Regions from separate parts of the Homo sapiens genome. Here region 2 is linked to region 1. The links are chromatin contacts, found by Hi-C or POLR2A ChIA-PET in ENCODE. All regions are on one chromosome and are shown on one strand. The core of a region is the stretch at or near the end of the contact, and the rest is flanking DNA. Distances in the headings are between cores, read along the strand shown. Region 1 holds the start of PRAF2 (PRA1 domain family member 2). Region 2 overlaps GPKOW (G-patch domain and KOW motifs).

Evidence for each region. A loop is a pair of places that touch in the nucleus more often than their neighbours do. ChIA-PET counts read pairs that join two places held with the same protein, here RNA polymerase II (POLR2A). Pooled maps may share reads with other maps.
Region 2: a map of dorsolateral prefrontal cortex shows a loop between it and region 1 (2.4-fold over the local background). The contact joins the enhancer-like site here to the promoter of PRAF2 in region 1. A Hi-C loop is called at or near these places in 15 of 168 maps with a recorded cell type or tissue (B cell, CD4-positive, alpha-beta T cell, CD4-positive, alpha-beta memory T cell and 10 more), 20 of 37 single-sample maps with no recorded cell type and 31 of 50 pooled maps. POLR2A ChIA-PET finds 5 or more read pairs at or near these places in 24 of 52 experiments (B cell, BJ, CD4-positive, alpha-beta T cell and 19 more).

What each region holds. Positions count from the first base shown.
Region 1 is chrX:49,072,222-49,075,251 of GRCh38, forward strand. PRAF2 (PRA1 domain family member 2) reads right to left here and starts at 1,781. Exons shown (of 3, transcript NM_007213.3): 1 at 1,588-1,781; 2 at 212-429. The coding sequence starts at 1,766. WDR45 (WD repeat domain 45) reads right to left here. Exons shown (of 11, transcript NM_001029896.2): 10 at 2,915-3,030; 11 at 2,221-2,691. The coding sequence ends at 2,582. RefSeq lists a silencer at 1,964-2,063.
Region 2 is chrX:49,109,834-49,114,457 of GRCh38, forward strand. GPKOW (G-patch domain and KOW motifs) reads right to left here. Exons shown (of 11, transcript NM_015698.6): 10 at 4,020-4,105; 11 at 3,574-3,922. The coding sequence ends at 3,788. Among named protein-coding and RNA genes, the nearest start is that of GPKOW, 12 kb to the right of the region's middle. Within about 2 kb of position 2,163, at least 2 of the 41 ENCODE cell types and tissues checked have a DNase peak (open chromatin) inside an H3K27ac peak, as active enhancers do; they include dorsolateral prefrontal cortex, where a contact is called at or near this core.

The DNA.
Region 1 (3,030 bases), core at 531-3,030:
ACTTAACACCAAGAGTGAGATAGGAAAGGCGATAATAAAAGGGGTGTTCCCAGAAGGGGGAACGAAGCCCGGGAAGGCGCTTTTAGCGGGGGCGTGGCGAGGCCCTCGGGTTTCCCAGCCCCCTCTCAACCCGGGGACCGGCAGGGCTGGCCTGGTGCCTTAAGCATGCTCTGGCTGCTTTCCTGGCTATCTCGGGGTAGTGGAGACTCACGAAGCACCGGCCCGGCGATGCTGAACAGGAAGGTGCAAGCGCCGCCCGCGACCCAGAGCACCAGGAGGCCGACGGCAAGCACTGCGGCCAGGCAGGCTGCAGGGTGGCTGCGGCGGCAGCGGCGCACAGCTGCGCGGGTCTCAGCTGCCCACACCAGCACGCCGAGGGCCACCGCCACTACCAGCGCGCTCAGGAGCGTATGAAGTGGCCGCACGTACCTGCGGGTACAAGGGAACCAAGCTAGCCGGCCGGGCGGAGAGACGGCCTCCGGACCACCACCCACCCTGGGCCCCAAGAGCCAGGGTCTCCCGTCTCCGGACACTCCAGCCTGGCACATCCTCCCACCAGCCCTATCTCCAGCAGGCCCATCTGCCAGGGCTCCCGACTCACCCTTGTAGACCCCTCCTTTCCTCCTTGTCAATTCCACTGTCCTGTCTTCCTCAGGTCCCCGCTTCAGGCCCTCCCATCCTGCTAGACACTCCCCACACCCCCGGGCTCCCAACACTTCCCTGGACTTTCCTTCCGACTCTGCCCCCGTAGGGCCCCTCATCAGCCTGCCCGCAAGCTCCCCCTTTAACACCAGCCCCTGCAAATCCCTCTTTCAGGCCTTCTGTCTTCACACGTTCCCCTCTCCCCAGGCCTAGGGTCCTTATAGAACCGCCCTCCAGGCTCCCATTTCCCTATAGATTCCTCCCTCCATCATTGCTAGGACCTCTTCCAGGTCGTCAGCCCCACTCTGAACTTTCAGCACTGCTCAAGTCCTTCCTCCAGATTCTCCATCCCTCTCTGGTCTCAGGCTTTCCAACCATGGATCCTCCTCCTGGGCCCAAGTTCCCCAACAGGTACCTGCCCCTGGCGCCTTCCAATCATAGCCAGGCTCCCCTCCAAGACCGGATCCCCAATAAATACATCTTCCAAACCCTCCAACTTTACCGTCTATTTCCCGGTCTCTGCCCTAAGTACTCCAGGGTCGGCCTCAATCTGGCCCCATCATTCACATCACACCCCCCCTACGCCCCTCAAGTACTCTCATGTCCCCCTTTCGGGCCCTCCTTTTTTTCCGGTTCACCTTCCAGCCCACTTTCCCCTTCAGTCCCACACTTGTCTCCATCCTCCCCATATCTTCCTTGCAGACCCCCATCCCCCGCAGGCCCTCCTCATCAGCCAGGCTCCATCTCCCTGAGGCCCTCCTTATAACTAGGCTCCACCTCCTTCAAGGCCCCCCTTCCAAGCCCCTCAGGCCGTCCATCTCTACTGACTTCGCCCTTCCCGGCCTTGCACCCCCCTCAGGTTCCCCGTCCTGGTCCTCAAAGACCTGTGGGTCTACCCCCACGCTCTGCAGACGTCCCTGGCCAACCGGCGCCTCCCTCCCTCACCCGGCGAGAGCGAGGCCGATGCCGAAGCAGAGAAGGTAGTTGGTTTGGTAGTAGAGGAGGTTGTTGATGACGCGGTGGCACCATCGCTGCGGGTCGCATGGATCCGGAGCCGCCAGACGCGCCGACCCCAGAACAAAGTCGTCCAGGGCGCGTAGCGGTGGCAGCCGCACCTCCGACATCCTGCCGGTTAATGTGGCTGGACCAGCCAGGAGGGGGCCGGACTACAACAACCGTTACGCCCCTCGCCACCGCGGGGCACACCGGGAAATGGAGTCTGGGCTGGGCAGCTTTTTCCTAACCTCCTAGGTGGATTGCGCAGGGGCGGCGATGCACGTGACCGGAAAAGCAACTAACACGCCGCTCAGGAAAGCAGCAAAGGCTGCCGGGAAATCAAGCCTTTGCCACGAAGCGAGATGCTCCCAACCCTTAAAACTGCCATCCACCCCCGCGCGGGGCGCCGCAGGGGCTGCTCCGGGCGGTGCCAGCGGCTCAAGCACAAAGTAGCCAGACAGATAAGAAAGGAGGGACTGTCACAAGGATCCGAGTTGGATTCCACCTCCTTCCTGTCAGCGCCCAAGAGGGTCACATTTCTCCAGGAAACTCCATGCCCCGCCCCTGAGGTCAAGCCGTAAATGCCATTAAGGGCCTTTTATTCGTATTCATCACATCGGAGATCATCTCTTCCTAGGAAGCTTTTAAAAAATCCCCAGGTTGGATTAGGGCACTCCCTCTGGGTCCCTGGCAATTTCCTCCAGGTTAGGGATCCCAAGGGGTCGCTGCCTTCCTGGGTCTCTGGCCTGGCCCTTGGGGCACACAGTCATCAAGAAGTGCTGGGGGGAAGTGAGCTCTTTATTTAGACATAGCTCTGCTGAGTGGAAAGTGGGCACCAGCCCCATTAATGCTTGCTGGCTGGTGGCTTCCAAGCACGCCCCACTGCCAAGGCTCAGCTCTGCAGTTCTGCCACTGCAGGTCCCTAGCACAGCCCCCAGGGTCCTTAAAAGTCATCATCATCACAGATGTCAAGGTACACGTCGAAAGCCTCTCTGTTGCAGTTTCCATCAGGAGTGAAGACATATTTGTGGAAGGTCCCATCTACGCAGATGGCTGGGGGAGGGGGGGTGGTAAAAGGTCAGAGGCTGCCACAGCCACAGGCTCCAGTCCTCTCAGGCATCTCAGGACCTAGGGTCTGCCTCCAGGCCTTTGCCCAGTGCTGTCCCCCTTACTGATGATGAAGCTGAGCCTCACATGGCCCTAAAATCCTTTCAGGTCCAACCTGCAGGCCTTTGCCCCATGCAGTACCCCCAACCAAGGGGCTGTTCCCACTCACCAATGACAGAGTTGACGTTCTTGGAAGTATTGCGACCGAAGGCGCAGATGCAAGCTGACTCAGCAGGCACAGTGAAGCTCGCCAGGCTCCACTGAGAGTCCACGTACTGCCCAATC
Region 2 (4,624 bases), core at 913-3,412, 38 kb after region 1:
ATCTCAGCTCACTGCAACCTTCCCCTCCCGGGTTCAAACGATTCTCCTGTCTCAGCCTCCCAAGTAGCTGAGATTACAGGTGCACGCCACCACGCCTGGCTAATTTTTGCCTTTTTAGTAGAGATGGGGTTTCACCATGTTGGCCAGGCTGGTCTCAAACTCCTGACCTCAGGTGATCTGCCCACCTTGGCCTCCCAAAGTGCTGGGATTATAGGCGTGAGCCAGTGCTCCTGGCCTCTACAAAAAATTTTTAAAAAATTAGCTGGGCGTGGTGGCACACACCTGTAGTCCCAGCTACTCAGTAGGCAGGAAGATTGCTTGAGCCCAGGAGATCAAGGCTGCAGTGAGCCATGATTGTGTCCCTGCACAATCAGCCTGGGAGACAGAGTGAGACCCTGTCTCCAAAAAAAAAAAAAAAAAAAAGGAAGCCTTGCTGGGCATCTAATGGGAAAATCTGTGTTCCCAACAATGGAAATCAGCTAGATTGACCAAAGCACCAGAGGAACAAATGTATTTAGAGTGGTTCTGTGTGCACATGGTGGGGGGTGTATGGCAAGTGGGGAGTTGTCAACTGGCAGTCTTTAGCAGTGGCTATATGGAGGCTTCTCATGATTTCCACTTCAGTCAGAACAAAAGCCATAGTAGTTCCAGTGGACTGACCTTACAGCACTACAGGATCTCCCTGACCTGACCTCCTACCACCTTCTCCCTCACTTACTCCCCTGCAGCCACACCAGCCTCCCGGCTGTTCCTCACACATGCTAGCAACAGTGCTACCACAGGGCCTTTGCACTTCATTTCCCCTGTCTAGACCGCTTTCCCCAGATAGCTGCATGACCATCCCTTACTTCCTTAATACCGTTGCTTAATGTCACCTTCTCTCTAAGGCTTTCTGTGGCCATCCTATTAATACTGCCCCTTTCCCCCATGGTTCTCAGCTTCTTATAACATCTTCCATCACTTACTTCTGCTTATTGCTCACTGTCTCAGCCCCAGTGGAGTGTCAGCCCCACAAGGGCAAGGATGTTTGTTTTGTTTGTAGCTCCATACTCGGTACCCAGGATGCTGCCTGGCATATAGTAGGGTCTTGATATTAAGTGATTTACTCCATACGGTTCCCCTAGCATGCAGGATGGTACCTGGCATTCAGTAGGAGCTCAAGAGATGTTTGTTGAATGAATTGGTGTGATAGGGGACTTGGTGAGGACCCGCCCCCACTTAGATAGCTTTAGAAGCTGTTGGATACTTCATCCCTCTGCGTGGTGCTGCAGACATGGAGATGAAGAGGTGGCCTCAGTGTGGGAGTAGAGGGGAGCATTCCCTTGACTGAGGAAGGAATGTTAGAAAAGAGAGCTGAGGCTGGGCATGGTGGCTCATGTCTGTAAACCCAGCACTTTGGGAGGCCGAGGTGGGCAGATCACGAGGTCAGGAGTTTGAGATCAGCCTGACCAACACTGTGAAACCCCGTCTCTACTAAAAATACAAAAATTAGCCGGGCATGGTGGCATGCGCCTGTAATCCCAGCTACTAAGGAGGCTGAGGCAGGAGAATCACTTGAAACTGGGAGGTGGAGGTTGCAGTGAGCCAAGATCACGCCACTGCATTCCAGCCTGGGCGACAGAGCAAGACTCCATCTCAAAAAAAAAAAAAAAAAAAAAAAAAAAAGAGCTGAGGCCAGGAGTGGTGGCTCATGCCTATAATCCCAGCACTTTGGAAGGCCAAGATGGGAAGATCACTTGAGCCCAGGAGTTCAAGACCAGCCTGAGCAATATAGTGAGACCTTGTCTCTCTTATATTTAAAATAAAAAATTATTTAAAAAAAATTTTTTAAAAGAAGAGCTGACCTGTCCATATCTGCCACTGAACACAGCCCAGACAGCAACCCACAGCACCTCAATAATTGACTCCTCTCTGAAAGGCAAAGAAACTGCTTCCTGAGTCTGCTGCTACAAATTCAAGGCTTGGCATCTGGACAATTTTTAACAGAAGCAGACCCCTGCCAGGGAAACTTCTGGGGGCTTGGCAGAAGAGGCAGATGCCTTTTAATCTACCTCTTGCTCAATCCCTGTGATGTGAAAAAAGCCAGTCTGGACAAATTGTACAGGTCACAGTCCCCAGCTTGTGAGGGGCCTGTAGAGAATTCTCGGGCTCACAGAAGCCGTTGCTGCAGTAACCACTGCCGCAAGAGCAACTTTGGCAGCAGGCAGGTGCCAGGCAGCAAGCTGAGAGAACACTGCACAGATTCAAAGTGTCTTCAGATACAAGGCTTTGTTTGTGCACAGTGAACAAAGGGCATATTGGGAAGGCCTCCTTATATTGTCCACACTTCCCTGAATGTAAGGAGCCCTGTCCTCAAAATGGGGATCAGCAGGGCTCCTTTCAAGGTAAAGCAGAAAAAGTCCCAGTGGCCTGTCAAGGGAGACCAGGCGCTTTGGCTGGAGCTAGGTGTTCTGGACAAAGGGCCATATTCAAGAACTTTGGGCCCCATTTTCAAGCGTAGGCTTAGGAGAAAGATGAATTCCAGGAAATCTGAAGCTGATGAGATATCTGCTTTAGCATTGTGGCACGGGGAGGAGATGGAGGGTGTCTGAAATGGCCAGGTTATGTTGTGTTACAGGCAGAGACAGAGCCCCAGTGCCATTCCCTGGGGAGCTTTAGCCCTTCTCAAAGGTGCTACCAAGGCTGGTTTATTATGATTGGAGAAAGGAGGAGGCCTCCTTGACAGAGTGAAGTGCATAAAGCATAGGAAATGGACTACTGGACATGAGAAGTTGGGAACATCCTCCCTACGATTAACAAAATACAAGCCAGAGACCAGGCACGGTGGCTCATTCCAGTGCCTATAATCCCAGCACTTTGGGAGGCTGAGACGGGAAGATCGCTTGAGCCCAGGAGATCAATGCTGCTGTGAGCTATGATTGCACCACTGCACTCCAGTCTGGGCAACAGAGGAAGACCCCAGGCTCAGCATATTCTCTGGGGTCCTGCTCTAAACTGAGAGTGAAAGCATACTCTGCTGCTAGTTGCTAGAGTTCTTGCTCAGAAAGTTGTTCAGAGATACAGTATTTCAGATTCCACAGCATCTAAAGATTTTTTTTTTTTTTTTTGAGACAGAGTCTAACTCTGTCCCCTGGGCTGGAGTGCAGTGGCGCAATCTGGGCTCACAGCAACCTCTGCCTCCTGGGTTCAAGCGATTCTCTTGCCTCAGCCTCCTGAGTAGCTAGGATTATAGGCGTGCACCACCATACCTCGGTAATTTTTTGTATTTTTATACTTTTAGTAGAGACAGGGTTTCACCTTGTTGGCCAGGCTGATCTTGAACTCCTGGGCTCAAGCGATCCATCCACCTCAGCCTCCTAAAGTGCTAGGATTACAGGCATGCACCACTGTGCCCAAGCTTATAGTATCTATATTCCAAGAGTGAGCTCACAATCAAATGAGTCCTTTAACTTGTCCTGTACCCTGAGCAGAAAAGCAAGGCTGAAAAGTGAAATGGTTCCCACCTCAGTCAACTCAGTTCCCACCTTAACTCGCAGCTCATCATACCACTTATGATTTCATCTTTCTATTAAGTACTTGAAATGGTTTTTATTATACCCTAAATTTTGGTAAATATTGGGTTTGTTTCTAGCTTCCCTACTGGTTCACCCATCCCTTTCCCTTGTCCTTGTCCCAGGACTGCACCAGAAGTAGAGGATGGAACAATGATCTTCCCACCTTCTGAAGGCAACTTTCTCATATGGTACAGAACTGGTACCAGCCTGGGGGATGGGAGGAGTCCCATGGGTCAGTCATCATCTGTGTCACTAGGGCCCATGTACTGGCAGATGGCATCGTAGTGAAGCTCCACCACCTGATTTTCTCTTGGCAGTTGCACCAAAGCCCGGCTCCGTGCTCTGTCCCGGCTCAGCAAATGTCCCACCTGGAACAGAGGTGAAGTGGAATCAGCAAGGCAAGCCTAGACCCTGGGACAGGCCCTGAACGACCCACAAACCTCTACTGCCAGGTCTGAGACTCACCCTTCCAGTCTGTGGGCCCAGCACCACCATCACACGGTCACCCTCTGCCTTGGGAACCAGGGTCTCCAGCATGTCTTCCCTCAGGCCTATGGATAAGGGAGAGGGGAGTGAGGCCCACAGCAAGGACCAGCCCAACCAGCGTCCTGTCAGAAGGGCCTTTCCTGGCCAGGCGTGGTGGCTCACACCTGTAGTCCCAGCACTTTGGGAGGCTAAGTTGGGAGGATCGCTTGAGCCCAGGAGTTCGAGACCAACCTGGGCAAGATGGTCAGACCTCATCTCTACAGATTTTTTTGTTTTGTTTTTTGAGACTGAGTTTGGCTCTTGTTGCCCAGGCTGGAGTGCAATGGTGTGGTCTTGGCTCACTGCAACCTCCGCCTCCTGGGTTCAAACGATTCTCCTGCCTCAGCCTCCTGAGTAGCTGGGATTACAGGCACCCACTACTGCGTTTGGCTAATTTTGTATTTTTAGTAGAGATGGGGTTTTGACATGTTGGTCAGGCTGGTCTCAAACTCCTGACCTCAGGTGATCCACCCTCCTCGGTCTCCCAAAGTGCTGGGATTACAGGCATGAGCCACCGCGCCCAGCCTACAAAAAATTTTAAAATT